Regions from separate parts of the Mus musculus genome. Here region 1 is linked to region 2. The links are chromatin loops, found by intact Hi-C in ENCODE. Cell type or tissue: gastrocnemius. All regions are shown on one strand.

The links. Hi-C counts contacts between places; a loop is a spot of excess contacts. Peaks named below come from ENCODE experiments on the same cell type or tissue, not always from the same donor. Only the 100,000 strongest peaks of a DNase experiment are listed, where the experiment ranks them.
Region 1: it touches region 2 in a loop (2.7-fold over the local background); 13 of 42 quality-filtered maps call a loop at or near these places.

What each region holds. Positions count from the first base shown.
Region 1 is chr19:46,328,622-46,331,121 of GRCm38, reverse strand. It overlaps Fbxl15 (F-box and leucine-rich repeat protein 15), which reads right to left. Exons shown (of 4, transcript NM_133694.2): 2 at 2,294-2,447; 3 at 1,529-2,034; 4 at 676-1,020. The coding sequence ends at 831. Cuedc2 (CUE domain containing 2) reads left to right here. Exons shown (of 9, transcript NM_001164291.1): 7 at 9-70; 8 at 142-202; 9 at 288-1,310. The coding sequence ends at 434. Among named protein-coding and RNA genes, the nearest start is that of Fbxl15, 1.7 kb to the right of the region's middle. In gastrocnemius, CTCF peaks have their summits at 957 (motif pointing right), 2,199 and 2,434; DNase peaks (open chromatin) are centred at 203, 430, 962 and 2,319; H3K4me3 peaks cover 1,468 bases; H3K27ac peaks cover 1,159 bases.
Region 2 is chr19:46,442,958-46,445,457 of GRCm38, reverse strand. All of the region lies in intron 3 of Sufu (SUFU negative regulator of hedgehog signaling), which reads right to left. Among named protein-coding and RNA genes, the nearest start is that of Sufu, 47 kb to the right of the region's middle. In gastrocnemius, a CTCF peak has its summit at 1,007 (motif pointing right); a DNase peak (open chromatin) is centred at 1,025; H3K27ac peaks cover 1,094 bases.

The sequences.
Region 1 (2,500 bases), 110 kb after region 2:
CTCTGCAGGACTTGCCCAGGCGTCTCAGAGGCCCCCAAAAGGATGACTTGAAGTCTTTCATCCTTCAGAAGTAAGTCTGGGCTGGGCAGGGCCTTGGAGGGTCTTCCAGGTGGCCGGAGCTTCACCCAGTCCGTTTGGCAGGTACATGATGGTGGACAGGGCGGAGGACCAGAAGACTCACCGACCTATGGCTCCCAAGGAGGTAAGAGGGGGTCTGCAGCTGGGGGGTGTGGAATGAGCTGTGCCAAGCCCTGGTTTTCGTCATTCATTGCTTGATTGCCTGACAGGCCCCCAAGAAGCTGATCCGATACATCGACAACCAAGTAGTGAGCACCAAGGGAGAGCGATTCAAAGATGTCCGGAACCCTGAGGCCGAGGAGATGAAGGCCACATACATCAACCTCAAGCCGGCCAGAAAGTACCGCTTCCACTGAGACAGTGCTGGATCCTGCCGAGCACTGCTGATCCCAGAGGGATGCAGACACCCTCCCATCCACCCTGTCCCTTCTGGAGGCCCTTGCTCTAGTGTTCTATTCTTGGGGCTTCCTTCAAGAGCACAGTAAAAGTGGTCCAAGGAAGGTATATGCTCATTCTGCTCATTTCTGCCCCCAGGGCAGGGAAAAAACCTGTCTCTCTGACTAGTTCCCAGCTTCCCGTCCCCTATGCACCACGCAAGAAGGGGTAAAAAGCTCTTTATTTGAAATTCCAGGGTGGGACAGGGGATTTCACAGGCCTGTCAACCACAGGCCCCCACAGTTCAGTTTCCCTATGGCTCAGGGTCAAGCCCGGGCTACACAGTCCAGCTGTGCTCCCACCCCAAGGAAAGTTAGTCAGACCTGTAGGTTGACAAAGGGTGCGAAGCCTGCCATGTCCTGGAGTAGCACCAGAGCCTGGTGCAGGGGTGGTTCCACGTCGATGTCCACACCACGCTTCCGCAAGCGGCTCAGGCTCGGTTCAGCCACATGGTGGCAGTGCCGCACCCGCAGAGAGCGCAGCGCCGGGCAGTACTCGGCCAGTGTCCTGAGGGAGGAGTATGGTGATGCTAGGTGCTGAATCTCACGGTCTGGAGGGCCAGCCCTCTAAACCCGCAGCTGGCTCCAGCAAGTTCTAGCTTTCCCTCCAGCTCAGGGTCTGCTCTTTTTTACTGTACCTAAAGGAAGGGGCCAGGAAGGAATTACAGACTCCAGGCTCATTTGGGGTTTCTGGTTCTTAGAGAGTACCAATCCATAGTTCCTTCCAGTGTTTCTAGATTACCCACCTTGTTGCAGAAATGCCAGAAATCAACTTTATGTGACATTTCTCAGTGTGTCAATCTTGGCTCCCAAGTCTGTTTATTTTTTGTTTTTGTTTTTTTTTTGGGGGGGTTGTTTTGGTTTTGGTTTTTGGTTTTGTTTTGTTTTTAATTGTACACTTTCTAGCCTAAAAAATGCCAGAGGTCTTTCTAATGGGTCTTTGACAAGTACAACCCACCTCCCTATCCCCAAAGTGACTGCCCACTTCCTACAGTACCGCCCCCATGCCCAGGCACCTGACACCGTCGCTTCCGACCCGAAGGCAGCCGGTGAGGTCTAGGTGCTCGAGCTGCGGGCAGTTTCGAGCCAACTCTTGAACCGCAGTGTCCCCAACATTGGCGTTGACTGCTAATGAGAGGCTGCGGAGGCCCGCGCCGCGTCTCTGCGCCAGGTACACGATGGCCTCGTCCTTGAGTTGACGACAGGCGGTGAGGTCTAGCTCCTCCAGAGCCGGGCAGCGGTCAGCGAGGCCACGCAGTGCCAGCCCGTCCACCCAGTCACAGTGAGCGAGGGAAAGGCGCTGCAGACGCGGGCAGCCCTCAGCCAGCGCCCCCAGGGCTCGGCGACTCAGTTGGCCGCAGCCGGCCAGCGCTACGCTCCGGAGCTGTGGATTCCGTGCCAGCACCGGCACCAGGTCCTCGTCCGACAGCCATTCGTGACACGGAGCCAGCGCCAGCTCCTGCAGCCCCTCAGCATCCCGCAGTAGCCGGGCTAGTGCCGCCCGTGGAATCTGTGGACCCACCTACGGGCGGGAGACACGGAGACTCAAGTCTGTCCCCGGGGCGGGCCACTGCCTGGCAGCCGCCTAACTTCGGGACTTTGCCCCCTGCCCTCCCAGAAGGGACACCGAGCTCCCTCCGAGCCGCTGCCCTCTGGAATTCTCCACGTCTCACCCGGGGTCGGGAAGGGTTTACCGCGCAGCAGGGGCTGGCCTGGAGGCGGGGCGACGGTGGTACCCACGCGGGGGCGTGGCGTGGGCGTGGCTCCGGGCCCCGGCTCACCTGAGCGGCGTCGAAGCGGCGCAGCCTCGCCAAGTGCAGCTGAACGAGCGCCCGGAAGGCGCGACTGACGCGCTGCAGCCGGAGCAGCTGGCGCAGCGGGACCCAGTTCAGGACGTGCGGGAGCAGCACGTCTTCCCAGGGCAGGTCCAGGAGCCTGAGGGGGAAAACGGCGTTGACGTCCCCGGGCCGCTGTTACGTGCGAGTCCT
Region 2 (2,500 bases):
GCTACAGAGTACTTGGACCAGCTGGAGGAGATGGAAAAGGTCTGCATGTGTGTTTCTTTGGGAGATCTTGAAAACATTCTGGGTTCACTGAAGTAATGGTTTCCAACTATGAATTATATATTATGCAAGTCATCAAAAGCTATTGTGAAAAAGAGGAGGAAGAGGAGGAGGAGAGAGAGGAAGAGGAGGAGGTAGAAGAGGAGGGGATGATGAGGGGGAAGTAGAGGCAGCACGCTTGCCTTACTCTCCCTGGCTCAGCAGGCAGCCATGGAAACAGCTCATCCTGCTGGGACAGCATTTTATTACCCACACTTGCAGAAAGGGTGCTCGAGACTGCCAATCATGTGGCACATCAGTGAGAATGGACACGTCCCCACACTCGCCAGTGCCACCAAGAACTCTGCCTAATCTGTGTCACGTATCAATATCATCTATTTTTTCCCATGACACACTTTTTACTCAAACAAGCTTTAAAAAAGTTTCAATGTTTGATCTGACTTTTTGTTTGCATGACTGTATTTGTGCCACATGTATTCAGTGCCCTAGAAGGACAGAAGAGGATGCCTAGATCCTCGGAACTGGGGTTATAGTTGTAAGCGCCATATTGGTGCTGGAAACCACACAGCGAACTTCTGCAAGCGCAGCAAGTGCTTATAACGGCTAAGCCTGCTCTTCAGCCCCTAAACAAATCTAATTTTACTACAATCTACTTTTTCTTCAGTGCTGGGGATGGAGCACAGGGCATACACATTAGGCATGGATTCTACCAAACATTCCCACCCCAACAAATGTATTTAAACAAACAAACAAAGGGCTGAGGAGATGGTTCAGTGATTAAGAGCACTGACTGCTCTTCCAGAGGTTCTGAGTTCAATCCCCAGCGACCACTAAGCTGGGTTCCTGGTCTGCACAGTATTCCACTGCCACGTGCTGAAATACCACAGATACTCCCCATCAGTCAATGTGTACTTGCCAGAAAACGGGGCAGTCACTGAGCCTGTAGTAATAGGAAGAGTCCAGTAGGTGGCACCGTTGCTCCTGATTTACGAAACAGATGGCTGGACCCTACAGGCTTGTCCCAGGGCTCAGCTGTCTTAGCTGTAGGAACCACTACAGACCTGGCAAGGCTTTAGACTGGACCAGGTTGGAAAAGTTTAAAGCTAGGGCTTTCATCAACTATTGCTGACTCCGATTTAAAAACAAGTGGTTGCAAACCCAGACTGCTTAAACATCTTGATCACATAGCACTGTGTTCAGCCTTAGTTAGGAAGTAGAGACCCAGCAGAGTCTCAGGTTGCTGCTGCTCTAGAGTCAGAGTCTAGACACACCCTCCTCTGAGCAAGTGTGTGGCCAAGACTGCAGAAAGCATTGCTGAATTAAGAGAAGACAACAGCAAGCCCCACTCTGCAATCAATGTTTAGAGAGCAGGACACACTAACAGAACTTTCCAGAGAACAGTATGGCCTGTAGTGGCCAAAACCCAGTCTTTCTTAACAATGAAAGAGGTTTTGGTCACAGTGTTCAAGCTAAGGACAAAGCCACAAAGGACTCATTCTTGACTCCAGCCTGGTCTTTATGCCCTGCACTCTTGGCCCTATTCTGTGGGAAGCCACCACAGGTCTCAGCGCTAGGCCCAGAGCTGCCCCAGGAAGCTCTGGCCCTTCAGAGCCGTTTTTCAAATGCTAATAAAGCCATGGTTGGAGGCCCAGCTGTCCGGCCAGGGGCTAGAGGCGCTCACTCCCTCTCAGGTTCCCTAAGTCTCCTCACCAAGAGGGACTGGGAATCCCTGGGGTCAGGCCTGGTCTGTAAAAGGCCATTCCTAGTAGGGGCTGGGAAATGGCTTTTTAATCCCTTCCTTCCTTCCTGTGAGCCCGCAGGTTACATGAAAGACCATTGTCAGCTAGCAGAGCTCAGCCCTCTCTCAATGCCGAAAGAAAGCCAGTACCCCAGCAGTGTCCTGCCCTAGTTGAAAGGGCTCATGAATCCACGTGAACATTCCTCAGTGACTACTGTGTGTGTGTGTGTGTACTTCACGTGTTTGTGCATACATGTTTGTGTGTATGTATGTAAGCATGTGTACATACTTGCAAGCCGAGTGCTGAATGAGTGTAGAAACTCTCATAAGCACCTCACATTGGCCTTTCCCATCTACCTACCCATTTCCCATCCCACCTACCCAGAGTCCAGCTTTAGTCACAGTGTTCTGAAGCCTGACTGGCCAGGATATAATAGATTAGTAAAATCTAGGGAAATGGGTTTCAGGAAACAGCTATTGTTTGAAAAAATAATTAGCCCTGCCGTTGAAACATTGAAGAAAAGTGAATACATTCTCCAAGGGTTTCTAATTCATCCTAACCCTATGACATGATGGGCTGCCCGCATCCTATGTAATAGTACAGTCACACTGGTCTCCTAGGAGGAAAAAGTAAGGCTGCGTCCCCATCAGTCCTTAGAAGTAAGGTGCTTAGAGTTGGAGGGAAAGATAATGTTCTTTGGGGCT